2 separate regions of the Mus musculus genome follow, and region 1 is linked to region 2. Evidence: chromatin loops called from intact Hi-C (ENCODE). Cell type or tissue: heart. All regions are shown on one strand. Links, peaks and the distances in the headings refer to the core of each region. The heading gives the core; the rest is flanking DNA.

Region 1 (7,247 bases), core at 1,094-5,093, 160 kb before region 2:
CTAACTGAATCTTTTTGTACACAGCCACCCAGACAGCGCAGCCCTTCCCCCGGGCTCCCATATGTGGCCCACAACGCACATCGAATTACACACACACACTCAACATGCAACACCCACCCACCAACACGACACAAAACCCTGCGTGTGTACACACTGTCTCTTTTGTCTGCCACTGTCCGTAACAAGGCATTATAAATACAGGCATCAAACTGGTTTGCATACAATTGTTCATATGATAAAAAAAACAAACACAACCATGAATTAGGGGAAAATGCGTTTGCAAACACGCCAAAATAGATACAAACCCAAGCCATGTGGTTCCCATAACAATTCCCCCACACAAGTTTGCAAACTAAAGTAGAGGGGGAGGGAATCCACGTTTGCTGAGACCCTGCCAACATGCCAGACACGGAGTTAGCCATTTCAATGCAATTCATCTCATCTCACAGAAAAAACCTACAAAGAGGCAGAATTCTGTTTTCATAGATAAAGCACTAAAGAAAGGCTCTGAGAGTAAAGTAACTTACTCAAGATTGTATGCAGTTAGCGGGAGACTCGAACGTATTTTTTTCTAACTCCATAGCAAACGCAGCAAGCTGTTTTCAACCCCCCCTCCCTCCATGGCATGTGTATGCTCATGAGTTTCCTTTGTACTTAAGAAAACTCCTTCATCAGCCAATGGCAACTTCTTGTGGAAGTGGGCCTAAAGTTGCCCAATTCTTTCCTGACAAAGGCGTTGAAGTCATTAAACAAATGCTTGCACCACGGTGTCTGCCTCATACTAAGTGTTTAGTCACAAAAGCTGCAAGAGCCAGGCAAGGTGATACACACACATAATCCCAACACTTGGGGAAGCTGAGGCAGGTGGATTGCTGCAAATTCAAGGTCATTCTGTGACACATTTGGGACCCTGTTTCAACTCTCCCCTCCTACAAGAGGAAAGCCAAATGACCTGACCCTAAATAAAAGTAAACAGTCCATCAGGGGGTGTGTGGAGGAGACCCTGAAGAGAATACAGGACACTCAGTAGACACCAGTTATGACATAGGTAGGTCCTGAATACAGAGACTAGAGAACAAAGAAAACGTTTTGAAAACTGGGTGTAGTGAAACATGCCTTTAATCCTAGCACTTTGGAAGCAGAAGCCCTGTCCAAGAAAAAAAAAAGAGGAAGAAAGAAAAAAGAAAAAGAAAGAAAAGAAAGAGGACTGAGAGATGGCTTAGCAGCTCAGAGCAATGTCTGCTCTTCCAGAGGTCCTGAGTTCAATTCCCAGCACCTACATGGCAGTTCACAGCCATCTATGAGGGGATCTGATGCCCTCTTCTGGCATGCAGGTGTACATGCAGCTGAGCACTCAGACATAAAATCAACAAAAATAATTTTTTTTTAAAAAAGGGAAAAAAACGTAAAAAGAAAAGGGCATTAGCTGAGCACAGAGGCGCACACATGTAATCCCAGGAGGATGTGTCAGAAGGGAATGTTCTAGGCCACCCTTAGCGATGAGACCTTTTCGAGGAAGGGAGGGTGGAGAGGGAGAAGCAAGAAGTATGCTAAACTCTTTAATGACTGGGTTTGAGAGCAGTGGAAACTCAGACCGACTAGGAATAAGTTCAGAAATGGAAAACCTGGGTTCTGGGATGTAGGCTGGAAGCAGATCAGAGGACTCAGACAGAGCAGGATGACAAGCTCAGTATAGGGGGAGGGTCCCAGCACTGTTAATTTTGTTTAACCTGGAATGATAACAGCCAAGAGTCCTGGAGTACTATGTGATTCCAGGTATGACCCTGACCAAGCTCACATGCTCACATAGCAAAGAGGAGGTAGAGTTGAGAGCCTATGACCCAGCTATCGAGACTTCAGCATCTACAGTTTAACTGCTATACCATTTTGCTTCCTAGAATTCCAGGGGACTGAGGGTTTTTTTTTTGTTTTGTTTTTTGTTTTTTTTTTGGTTTTTTTTTTTTTTTTTTTGACAGGGTTTCTCTGTGTACCCCTGGCTCTCCTGGAACTAACTCTGTAGACCAGGCTGGCCTTGAACTCAGAAATCCGCCTCCTTCTGTGCTGGGATTAAAGGCGTGGGCCACCACCACCTGTCTGGGACTGAGTTCTTGACTAGAGGCTTCAGGAAGACAACCCCCCTATAATTATGTGCAAAGCATCATGTGTTTGTACACATGTGCCTTGTTCTGAGGAAGAATCCACCAATTTAGTCATATTTCTATGGCTCAGACGGCTACTGTGCTCTGAGGAAAAGACACACCCTGTCTTTCCCGGATCTCTTCATTCAGTCTTACTTGCCTTATATGCTTGAGCCAGGCCTTACCTTCCAGTCCCTGCATGGCCTCCAAAGTAATTTTGTTTATGTTTTTGTTTGTTCGTTTTTTCTGCAGTGTATGTATGTATGGTAGCTGGGACCAGAGTCTTGAAGACGCTTAGTACAATGTTGACCATTGGAATGCACTCCCAGCTTTCAGGCCTATTTTTCTAACATGCAAAGAAGGCACACATTTTTCTGTCGTAGAAACTCTTTAGGGCTGGGCGTATTATTAGCTTAGTGTTGAACATTTGCTTAGCACGTGCAAGGCCCAAAATCGTTCAATCCCTCCTCATTCACCAGAGGATGATGGCGCATGAGGCTCTCTACCTTTTCCTGTCTCTACCAATCAGCTTGGCCTACAAAGTGTGAACCCCCCCCCCCCCCCCGCCGCCCTCCCCGGTTCCATCCCTAGCACCACATAAAACCAGCCACCCCAGCGTTTGGGAGGTAGAGGAAGAACAATATGGAGTTAAGGTTATTTTCGGCTACAAAGTGAGTTAGAGGGCAGCCTGGGCTACACGATCGGCTGCGTTCTGGTGAGGATGAAGTCACTCTCAAATCACCAGTGTGCTCAACAAAAAAAAAAAAAAAAAAAAAAAAAAAAGAAGGGAGAATAAAGTGTATAAGATTTCTCCAAGCTCCCTTTCAACCAGAACGTGGCAGCCGGCTGGACTAGAGGGACCGCTTGGGGGCGACCGAGAGACCTTTGATTTTCCCTTTAAGGCTGCGGCGGAAGGCCCGAGGAAGAAGGACTTTGTGTCGGCAGGATAAAAATTGGTGCCTTCCCTTTAAGGGGGCGGAGCTATTGTTTTGGCGGCGGCTTTGAAAGCCGCTCTGGGTGCACGTTCTTAGGCGCCCCTCTCTCAGTTTCCGCTGCGGTCTTAAAGACGCTTCTCTTGGACCTTGCTCTGGGAATGCGACCGGACATAGTTCCCTACTCTACGTCTGGGTCGAGTTGGAGGTGAACCCTTGAGTCTGACACGGCCGGGCCGACCCGCCGGCCCGAGCCCACGGCCTGTCGTTATGGTAATGCCGCGTCTAAGCCGCCCGGGCTCTGGGGAGGAGGCGTTCCAGCCCCGGGGAAGCCGGACTCCGGGTTGGGCTCCGGGCTCGCTAGTCTGCTAGGACGGGATCTGCCTGGTAGAGACTGAGTGTAGTCTGCAGACCTGGGGGCTAGGTAGGAAGGGCGCGCAACGCGCAGGAGACCTTGTGAAAGGTACCTCCCCCGGACATACAGACCTACAGACAGACAGAAAAATAGTCATCAATCCCTGCGAGCCCAAACGTCACTGGCTTTTGGAATCTTTGCCCCCAACCTCGTGATCTTGGGGTGACTAACATTCAACTCTCCTCTCCCTCCTTCCCTTCCTCTCCTCCTCCGCCTCCTCCTCTGTTTTTATTTTTTTGGGAGGAGGGTGGGTCCTTGAAACAGGCTTTCTGCCCCTGGCTATCCTGTAACTCAGTATGTAGATTAGGCTGGCCTCGAACTCAAAGTTCTGCCTTAGGCGTTCTGGGAATTAAAGGCAGCAGCTACCATGCCACACGCCCTCAATCCCCCACCAAAAACCCAGGCTGTGGGTGTGACACTCGTCTGAGTCTGCTGTCCAGGAAGAAGAACCGTAGACTGGGGCAGTCCACACTCTTGGCAACTTTGCCTTTGGCTTTGGTCCTCTGTAGAAAGAAATCACTGGCTTGATCCTCAGAAACAAGGGTTTCAGGCAGGGTCCTTTCTTGTGTTGGACCAACCTTTGAGATTCTGTTGCAGAATACTCAGGCCTGTTTCCAGAGGTGGTGTAGGCAAGTAATCCCATCCTTTGGGAAAGGAAAGGGTCAGGAGTTCAAGGTCAGGGGCTGGGGAAGTGGCTGAGCAGGTAAAAGGTGGTTGTCTCTGATGCCTCAGTTACATCCCTAGGACCCATAGGGTGGAAGAAGCCGACTCCCTCAAGTTCTTTTCACCTTCACACCCATGCAGTAGTGTACCCCACCCCCACTAAATCAATCATTTTTTTTATATAAGATTTGAAAATTACCTTTATCAACATAATAATGACTTGAGGCCAACTTGGGCTACTTGAGACCCTTATGCTGACCCTGCCTTTGTCTCCCTTAGCAGTCGCCTCTCTTTTACTATCTCCCCTTTCTAGGAGTAGTTCAGATAAACTGTGTGTGTGCATTATATGTATATATGTGTATATATATATATTTTTTTTTTGGTTTTTTTTTTTAAAGAAAGTATTTTTTTGGTTTTTTTTTTTTAAAGAAAGTTTTTTTTTTTTTTTTTTTTGGTTTTTCGAGGCAGGGTTTCTCTGTGTAGCCCTGGCTATCCTGGAACTCACTCTGTAGACCAGGTTGGCCTCGAACTCAGAAATCCGCCTGCCTCTGCGTGCTGGGATTAAAGGCATGCGCCACCACGCCCGGCTCGAGTATTTTTAAGTCTTTAGCTAAATCGAATTTCTTCTCTTTTCCCTCTTCCAGTACTAGCCAGACACACCAGAAACCCAGTATACTTGAGATGGTCACATTAGAGCTGGGGAAAAGGTTGTAGTGAATACAGGATGATGCTGCGGGCGGTGGTTTCCCTCCGGTCTCAAGTGCTTTGTTTTCTTTTTCAGACGTGTGGTTTTCAGAAGTTGTTTTCTGTGGAAGAGGACTTTGAAGATGAGGTAGGGAACTGTTGGTGACCTGGACTAGCAAAAGATGCCCTGAGATGGAGACACAGCCAAGTTCAGGACCTTTGAAGCAGTCCCAGCAGGCAGCTTTCAATGGACATATCTTTCATCTTTTCTTTTTTTTTTTTTAATCTATCTCAGGCTAAAAGTGTAAATAATTGTAAGCAAGGACCAACTTGGTGCTACTTGCTTGTATTGTAGTTCCAGTACGTAAGAGGCTGAAGCAGGAAGGTAGGAACCCAAGGCTGGCGTGGGGCTACATAGAGAGACTCTGTCTCAGCAACAACAGCATATTCATCTGTCTTTGTTTGCAGTATGTTTCCGGCACACGGTTTCTCTGTGTAGCCCTTGCTGTTCTGGAACTCGCTCTGTAGACTTGACTAGCCTGGAGCTCACAGATGTTTACCAGTCTCTGCCTCCCAGAGTCCTGCGATTGAAGGCCTGCATTGCCGCTGCTGGCTGTATTCAACTGTCTTAAAAATAAAACAGGCTAGATGTGGTGGTGGTGTATGCCTTTAATGTAGGCAGCACTCGGGAGTTAGAGGCAGGCAAATCTCTTGAGTTCTAGGACAGCCAGGGCTATGTAGAGAGACCCTGTCTCAAACAAAAGAAAAAAAAAGTCCAGAGTGTGAGTAAGTGGGTCCAGGTCCCTGCTTATCTTAGAGCCCTGACCTAAATGCTCACGCTCTCAATAAAACCAGGTACCTGAGGTCACCTGTGATTCCAGCATTTGCTAGATGGAGGCAGAGGCATCATAAGTTCAAGGTCCTCGGCCGCATAGAGAATTCAGAGCTGTTCTGGGCATCATGAGATCCTGTCTCAAAAGAAAAGAAGAAAAAGAAAGAAAACAAACAAAAACCAAACTAACTCCCTAATTCTAACTGTCATGTCTTTAATTATAAAGGCCTTCCTGGGAGCTGTCTGGAGGGTGATTTCATTCACTTTTATAATAGCATGCCTGAAGGGGGAGGAACGTTTATAGAGAGCCGCCTCAGGGAGGAGGCCGCACAGTTAGCAGGATGATGTGAGACCCGAGGGCACCAACTGGCCTGTGACCCGGGCAGATAGATCACTTCATACTCCGGCCTCCCACTTTGTCTTCTCTAGAATGAAGGGCATTGTTGTGTTCCTCTCTTCCTTCTCAGAAGAAAAGAAATTAAATGAGACACACAGTCAACATTTTGGAATCACCCTCATGTAAGGCCTACCCCATGCCACTTACGTGAGAATTTCTGGCAGAGAAACTTCTTCAATAAGTCACCTACCGCTGGGAGGTGGTGGCACACGACTTTAATCCCAGCACTTGGGAGGCAGAGGCAGGTGGATTTCTGAGTTCAAGGCCAGCCTGGTCTACAGAGTGAGTTCCAAGACAGCCAGGGCTACACAGAGAAACCCTGTCTCATAAATAAATAAATAAATAAATAAATAAATAAATAAATAAGTCACTTACCGGCCAAGGGAACCAGGGCAAATCCCTCTGTTCTGTGGCCTCCCTGGGCGATTTCCAGCCGGAGTTTGGTTTTCAAACCATTGAGCCACATCCCGAGCTCCCCCCAAAGAGGAGTTACTGGGTGTGTTGTGTTGCCGCTTGTTTCTAGACAGGTTCTCTCTGGGGAGAAAAGGCTCCCCTTGAGTTGGAAACCATCCTGCCTCAGCCTCCAGAGTCCTGGGATTACAGGCCTGTGACAGTGAGCCTGCCTACAGAGGTGTTCAAGTGCCGTCAGAGACACCAAACCAGTGTCTGCAGTGGTCTTCGTATCCAGATCCAGTGGTGTAGTTTCATCTAGGACACTGGACATCTCTACCTTGATTTGCCGGCCTCTGCTTCCTGAGTGCTGCATGCTGGGATTAAAAGCTCACTCTTCACATGCAGCAGAACCCACTTGTTGCTTCTAAGTCTCTCTCTCTTCTCTCTTTCTTCTCTCTCTTCTCTCTCTTTCTCTCTTCTCCCTCTCTCTCATTTTCTTTTTTTGTAATTTGATTTATGTGATATTCTTTTTTTCTTAAGAAGTGTTTTATGTATATGAGTACACTGTAGCTATCATTAGAAACACTATTATAGATGGCTGTGAGCCACCTTCTGGGTACTGGAAATTAAACCCAGGACCTCTGGAAGAGCAGTCAGCTTTTAACTGCTGAGCCATCTCTCCAGCCTCCTCAGTTCCTCTCTTAAGCAAATGGTGTAGGGATGGGGGCTCAAGTGGGGTCTAACCTTATTTTTTGACCAGTCCAAATCTCCCGTTCTTTTCTTTCTTTTTTTT
Region 2 (7,247 bases), core at 1,316-5,315:
TGGCAGACGGATTTCTGAGCTCGAGGCCAGCCTGGTCTACAAAGTGAGTTCCAGGACAGCCAGGGCTATATAGAGAAACCTTGTCTCGAAAAACCAAAAAAAAAAAAAAAAAAAAGGTAACACAAAAGTCGTTTCATAAGCTGTCGGTTCAGTTGGGAATCCAGCGCCTGCTAAGGCCATTTCAACCTCAAAGTTAATGTTTTACCACGTTTCTGAGCAGAGATGATTTTTCTATTCTGTAGAGAAGAAAACTGAAGGCCCTGTGTATAATCTCTTCTCTCCCCCTCTCTCTCTCCCTCTCTCCCTCCCTCCCTTTCTTGTTTATGATTTGGGGTTTGGCTTTATTTTCTGTTTGTTTTGAAGCAGTGACTCATAGCCCAGGCTAACCCGAAACTCCATGTTTAGGCAAGAATTACTTCGAACTCCTGCCTCCCAGATGCTGGGATTACAGGCATGAAAGACCATAACCAGCGGTAATTAATTCTTTGCCCACCCCTTACCCCAACTTCCAGTTTATAGATGAGAAAAGAGTCCCCTGAAGTCACTCAAAAGATCCTATTTGCTCTCAATGAGGTCACTGCCTCAGCAACATGACTCCCAGTGTCTGTCCGAGGCCATCTGCAGTCTGTAGGAATGTCCGGAGTAACGAGGTTACTAGAACTACAGACCTGGAGGAAGCAGTGAGTTTCCAGGGGCCCTGGAGGCAGCTTGTGGCCATCATACAGATAAAAAGGCCCAAGCAATCACTTCTCACTGAGACTTCTGAGAACGGAGCAGCAGATGGAATGAACTGGTATCAAAGCTGGCCTGGCCAGGAGCTCGAGCAGGGCAAGCCCCAGGGAGGGCAGGAGCTGGGAGACCTCCAGCTTGCATCCCCAAAGCCTGTGGAAACATTTCCAGGTAGAGGCAGAACTTCAATCCAATATCAAGATCTAAGCAACAACTCTCTGTCTAAGGCCAACACTGTCACCATCTAGCGGGACTTTCCAGAGGCAAAGAGCCAGAGCCTCTGTCCAGCCACTGAATCCCCCCCCCACCCCCCAAGAGAAATCCAAAGTTCAGACCCAGGGAGGGCTGACCAGTGGAACCAGGAAGGGGAGGGCAGCAAAGCCACAGAGAAATGGGAGAAAAGGGGCCTCTGTGACGTGGAGAGCAGAGGCCACAAGCACTCGTTTTTTTGTTTTTGTTTTTTTGGTGTTTTGAGACAGGTTCTCACTATGTAGCTATTGGCTGTCCAGGAATTCACTATATGCACCAGGCTGGCCTTGAACTCCCAGAGATCCACCCACATCTGTCTCCCAAGTGCTGGGGTTAGAGGTGTGTGCCAGCATCCTTGATCTTAAGCCACACACACTGGGTTGTTTAGGAGCAAATGAATCTAAAGTCTCAAATGGTGAGGGGGGGAGGGGAGGGGGAGGGCAGAGCAAGAATACCAGAGCTAACTTTGGTATATTGGGGCTCATTTTTTTTAAACTTTCATTCTTTTTTTTTTTTTTAAGGTTTCTTTATTATCTGTAAGTACACCATAGCTGTCTTCAGACACACCAGAAGAGGGAATCAGATCTTGTTACGGATGGTTGTGAGCCATCATGTGGTTGCTGAATTTGAACTCAGGACCTTTGGAAGAACAGTCAGGGGCTGGTGAGATGGCTCAATGGGTAAGAGCACCCGACTGCTCTTCTGAAGGTCCGGAGTTCAAATCCCAGCAACCACATGGTGGCTCACAACCATCTGTAACAGGATCTGATGCCCTCTTCTGGAGTGTCTGAAGATAGCTACAGTGTACTTACATATAATAAATAAATCCTTTAAAAAAAAAAAAAAAAAAAGAACAGTCAATGCTCTTAACCACTGAGCCATCTCTCCAGCACCTCATTGTCTCTCTCTCTCTCTTTTTTGTTTTTGTTTTTTGAGACTGGGTTTCTCTGTATAGCCCTGGCTGGTCCTGGAACTCACTCTGTAAACCAGGCTGGCCTCGAACTCAGAAATCTGCCTGCCTCTGTCTCCCAAGTGCTGGGAGGTGTGCGTCACCACTGCCCAGCCTAAATGCAATATCTTATATGTAGACTTAGAATTAGTATAAAGTTGATTTTGTTTATTTTATCTTACTTTATTTTGAGAGAGGGGAGGGCATCGCAATAGGTAGACTAGGCTAGCCTAGAAGTCACTTTGCTGACCAGGTCAGCCTTGAGCTCTCAGAGGATCCATCTGAGTGCTAGAATCAAATGCATGCTCCACAATGCATGCTCCACCATGTCCAGCCCCAAAGGATGCCTCTGTCTTCAAACGTAAGGCAAATGTTCACCTAAGGCTGTGTTTCAGTGTTCCAGCACGCACTTAGCACTCACAGGCCCTGGCTTCAATCCACAGCAAACAAACAAAACCAAAAAAATGTCATTATCTGGCTCAGCCCCACTGGCAACAGTCTTTCCTCTCTCCCACTTGGTGGGAGAGTAGGTATGATATGTGGGGCTGAGTCCCCAGTGCTTCATTTGAGAGACCCTACTTTGAATGTGGCCTGCAGAGGTATATAACGCCCATAGGGCCCTGAAGAAGACCCTCCAGAACTGGCTTCTATTCTGGCTTCCACAGTGTGGATTTATGAGTGTGTTGTGCGAGGCAGTTTAGGAACATACAATAACTATTGCCACTCTAAAGGTCTAAACTCCAACCCAGCCAAGCCACTTAATTCCTTCTGGCCAACTGACTTCACAAAAACAAAGTGATAGAGTCGTCCTTCATTGAAGCCTGTTTGCATCAGCCAAAAATCACATTCCCGAAATGTAATCACAATCCGATCATGACAACCGGATGATCACCCACTGTGGGAGGGAGTCAGAGGTCTGCATCCTGATATAAAACAGTCTCGAAGGTAAAATGTTGCTGCTGGGAACGTAGCTCAGTAGCAGGGTGCTTGCCTAGCTCATGTGAAGTCCTACACTCTATCGCCAGCATGGAAACCAGAAAGTTGAACTGCAGCATACCAGACACTTGCTCTTAACAGGAACAGCACCGCCCCCTAGGGGACGTTTCTGAAATTCGAGGCTGGTGCCGCTTTGGATGACCAGAAATGTCCTGTTTGGGAATGTCCCGTGCTGAGCAGAACATTCTGATACAACATGAACTTTCAACAACAACAAAACCCCACGTCGCTAAAATTTCCTTTTTTCAGGGCAGTTATAGGCATGAAAAACTTATAATTATCAGCTGCCGATGACAAATTCACCCCCACTTTTTGTATGTATATGATGTATCTGTGTGCAGGTACGTGTGTGTAGGTCAGGGGTCAAACAAGGATGTTGTGCTCCAAGGACTGTCTACTTTTTTTTTTTTTGACACAAGTTATCTTACTAATCTGGAACTTGCCAGTGCAGTCTAGGCTAACTAGCCAGTGATGCCCAGGGCTCTGCCTGTCTCCATCTCCCCAGCACTGAGAGCATAAATGCATGGCACAACACTCAGCTTTATACGTGGATGCTGGGGATCAAACTCAGGTACCTATGCTTGCAAAACAAGTAGTTTATCAACTGAGCCTAATCCCCAGATCCTATTCCCAAAACCTTTTTTTTAAGATTTGTTTTATTATTATATATATTTTCCCTGTATGTATGTGTGTGTACTACATACGTGCCTACCCACAAAAGTCAGAAGGAGGCTTCTGAGTTCCCTAAGACTAAAGCTATAGACATGAGTCACCATGTGGATGCTGGGAATAGAACCCAGGTCCTCTGTGCGAGTAAAAGGGGCTTTTAACTGCAGATCCAACTTTCCGGTACCCCCATATATTTAATAATTTTTTTTTCAGTGGTGGAGAGATGGTTCAGGGGTAAAGAGCACTGGTTGCTCTTCCAGAGGAACAGGGTTCAATTCCCAGCAACCACACGGCAGCTCACAACATCTGTAAATCCAGTCCCAGGGGATCTGACACCTTCTTCTGGCCTCCATGGGCACTGCACACATGTGCATTGGTACACATAAATAAAACAACTATGTTTTAATTATAATAAAAATATGTTTGCTATTCATTTTCTAGGAATAAAACCACTATGGACCCTAAGAAAACTTTTATTTTTTTCCTTAACATTACAGCTTGAACTTTGTTCTGGTTTCTAAGTGTTCTGTGTAGGAAGACCACAGGACCTATGAATTTCATGAAGGAGTGTCTTCTTTTGGGGACAGGGAGGAGGAAGACAGGGGAGCTCATGCCTTGCTATGGCGCTGAGGCTAGCCTCGAGTTCTGGATCCTCCTCTCTCTCCCTCCCCTGAATTTCTGGGATTGTGGGCATGTGATGTCACATGTAGCAGCTTACGGCTGAGTGTCAAAGGTGAACTAGATAGTAGGTAGGTATTACCAGGCTCAGGAGACTTGAGTGCCGCAGGCCTTCCCTGTCCCACACATTGCCCACTGCCTCTGGACACGGCAAGTCCAGTTTAGCCGTGTGTGGTCTTCATTGTTCTGAGAGGCTCTCATGCATTTAGCAGTTCTGAGAGCGGTCTACTGCCATAAATAAGGCCTCGAATAAAGCCAGGGAAGGTGGGGCAGAGGGTGAGTTACCCACTAGATCACCATGGGCCAAGAAGCAGGAACACTGGCTGTACCTACCACCAAGATTTGTGTTGGAGATTCAAGGCGAGTTTACTGGAAAGGCTACTGTGCTGGAGATCACGGTAAGCATTAGCAGAACACAATTGTTGTTCTGGTTGGTTTGGCTTGGAGGTTTGTTTTGATTTATAGCTTTTGAGACTGGGTTGCCCCAGGCTGACCTCAGACTCTGTGCAACTGAACTTGAACTCCTAATCCTCCTGCCTCTACCTCCCAAATGCTGCGATTACAGATTACAGGTGTGCACCACCTCTCCTGGGTTGGTTATGATGTGCTGGGGATCAAACCCAGCCTTCAGACATGCTGGCTACAGCTTTAACCTGTTTGTCTGTCTGTAGAGACAGTCTTGCTATGTAGCCTTAAACCTAACATCCTCCTGCCTCAGCCTCCCCAGTGAGGGCACAAGTCACCCCCATAAAGCTAAGACCCTACTTTTTACAAACACTAAAATAGGGTGAGCCAGTAGCCTACCTGATGGGTGGTAGAAAGCCTGATGCATGGACACAGGTTTCTTCCCTAATTGGTTGACCTGTCTCCTTTCCAGGGTTCACAGTAGCTTGATCTCTGAACTCTTCTTCCCTTTTGCACCAGGATCTTGCCTGTGTTAGGCAACTGCTCCGCCACTAAGCTACAGACTCCCAGTTTCTTCACTTTTTTTTTTAAGATTTATTTATTATTATATCTAAGTACACTGTAGCTGTCTTCAGATGCACCAGAAGAGGGCGTCAGATCTCATTACGGATGGTTGTGAGCCACCATGTGGTTGCTGGGATTTGAACTCAGAACCTTCAGAAGAGCAGTCTGTGCTCTTAACCACTGAGCCACCTCTCCAGCCCCAGTTTCTTCACTTTTATCAATGCCACCAATATTGATGCTACCGAGAGACCCTGCTGCCTTCTTTGGGTGGGGGGGACACTAAGGTCTCAGTGGAGAATGGTGGCTATGACTTGTGACCTGAAAAGGTGTCCTGTGCCACTTCCCTCCATCCCTGTGGCCTTCTCTTTTCATCTCTCTTTGGGCTTATGGCGATGCTGCTGCAGTCTGGGAAGGGAAGGCTGGCTTCCTTGCTTGGGTCCCCTCCCATCACTTTGGAGACAGAGCGTCAGGTTAGTCATAGGATCCCTTTGATGTCCTAAAACAAAAAACAAAACAAAACAAAAATCCCCTCTGCTTTTAATATGCCATTTTACAAGATTTCTTCACGTCCATTATGCTATTTGAACCTCACCTGTGGAGGGTGTGCCAAGGGTGTTGTGTGCACATTCCAGTAAGGAAGAAACTGAATTTTAAGGGAAGTGTGTGTGTGTGTGTGTGTGTGTGTATGTGTGTGTGTTGGGGGGGTTGTGTGTAGCAATGTCCCCTGAGTTGAAACATTCTGGAGGCTCCCTAACACTTAGGAAGTTCTACAGTAAGGCTCCTTAAGCCTCAGGAAGACCCTGAAATGTATCAGATTCACAGAACTCCTCCCTCCCTAAGATCAAATAAACAGTAGAGAGGAGGGGAGGGGGGAGAGGGAGGGAAGGGGAGGGAGGAGGGGAGTAGAGAGGGAGGGAAGAGGAGATGAGGGAAAGAGGTGAGGGGAGGAGAGGAAGAGAGGAGAGGGAAGAGAAGGGGAGCAGAGGGGAGGGGGAGACTCTCAGCTGTCAAACTGCCTTTAAGCAGTACACAGAGGTCTAGGGCTCCTGCTTTTGTGAGTCACCCACCGCCCATGCTAGCCCAGGCTTTTATTGAGCTGCTGCATCAGCCACACTCCCATCAGTGACTCCTACAAACTCACTGGTTTTCCAAGTTGTGCTTCAGTGGTATGTATTTGACCTATCATGGATTCCCTATTCAGGGGGAGTAGATGTTTCTTCATGTCTCCCCAGGAATAGTGTCCCACAATGCAAATGAGGCCTGGACAGTACATGCCTAGACAAATACAAGTTGAGGGGACTGGTTGCATGGCCCCTGCACCGGATGCTAAGACGTACAACTGAAGCCAGTCCGTATGAGGATGGAGCATCCCCAGGGAAAATCCTGATGAGGCCACCTCTCCCTGTGTGGTCTGGGATGGAAGATCTCTTTGCTGTAGTGGTGGTCACATTCCCCCTGTGATGGACGAGAGGAAGTTCGAATAATGTCTCATGAGCTAAGAATGCCATGTCTGTGGAAGGGGTCCAAAGACAGCCACCATCCTCTACTTGGTATGGGGTGGCGTGCCTCCTTGAGTACAGGGATGTCCCCGAAACAGCTGATGGAGTAAGGAAATAGATTAAAGTCTCTGAAAGTAGCCGGGCAGTGGTGGCGCATGCCTTTAATCCCAGCACTTGGGAGGCAGATTTCTGAGTTCGAGGCCAGCCTGGTCTACAGAATGAGTTCCAGGACAGCCAGGACTGCACAGAGAAAACCTGTCTGGAAAAAAAAAGTCCCTGAAAGTAGCACATACAAGAGGCAGTCATGTGACCCCTGCTATAGACATAGGACATTGAACTGAGGCTCAGCTGTCTTCCTGAAGGGAGGAGTCACGACAGACCAAGGGAATGCATTGTTAGCTTCTACATTAGCTTCTGGTGTGGAAAATAAAGCAAAAAGGTCGTGGCGGTGAGTGAGATTAAGGTGTTGGCTTAAGGCTTACAGCTGAAGGACTAGAGATAAAGAAAAG

What was found. Peaks named below come from ENCODE experiments on the same cell type or tissue, not always from the same donor. Only the 100,000 strongest peaks of a DNase experiment are listed, where the experiment ranks them.
Region 1: it touches region 2 in a loop (4-fold over the local background); 1 of 42 quality-filtered maps calls a loop at or near these places.

The regions. Positions count from the first base shown.
Region 1 is chr11:102,245,750-102,252,996 of GRCm38, forward strand. Hrob (homologous recombination factor with OB-fold) reads left to right here and starts at 3,133. Exons shown (of 10, transcript NM_153544.3): 1 at 3,133-3,343; 2 at 4,930-4,980. The coding sequence starts at 3,341. In heart, for the core only: CTCF peaks have their summits at 1,325 (motif pointing left) and 3,008; a DNase peak (open chromatin) is centred at 3,052; H3K4me3 peaks cover 1,421 bases; H3K27ac peaks cover 1,442 bases.
Region 2 is chr11:102,408,898-102,416,144 of GRCm38, forward strand. No RefSeq gene overlaps it. Among named protein-coding and RNA genes, the nearest start is that of Slc25a39, 5.0 kb to the left of the region's middle. In heart, for the core only: a CTCF peak has its summit at 3,022 (motif pointing left); a DNase peak (open chromatin) is centred at 3,024.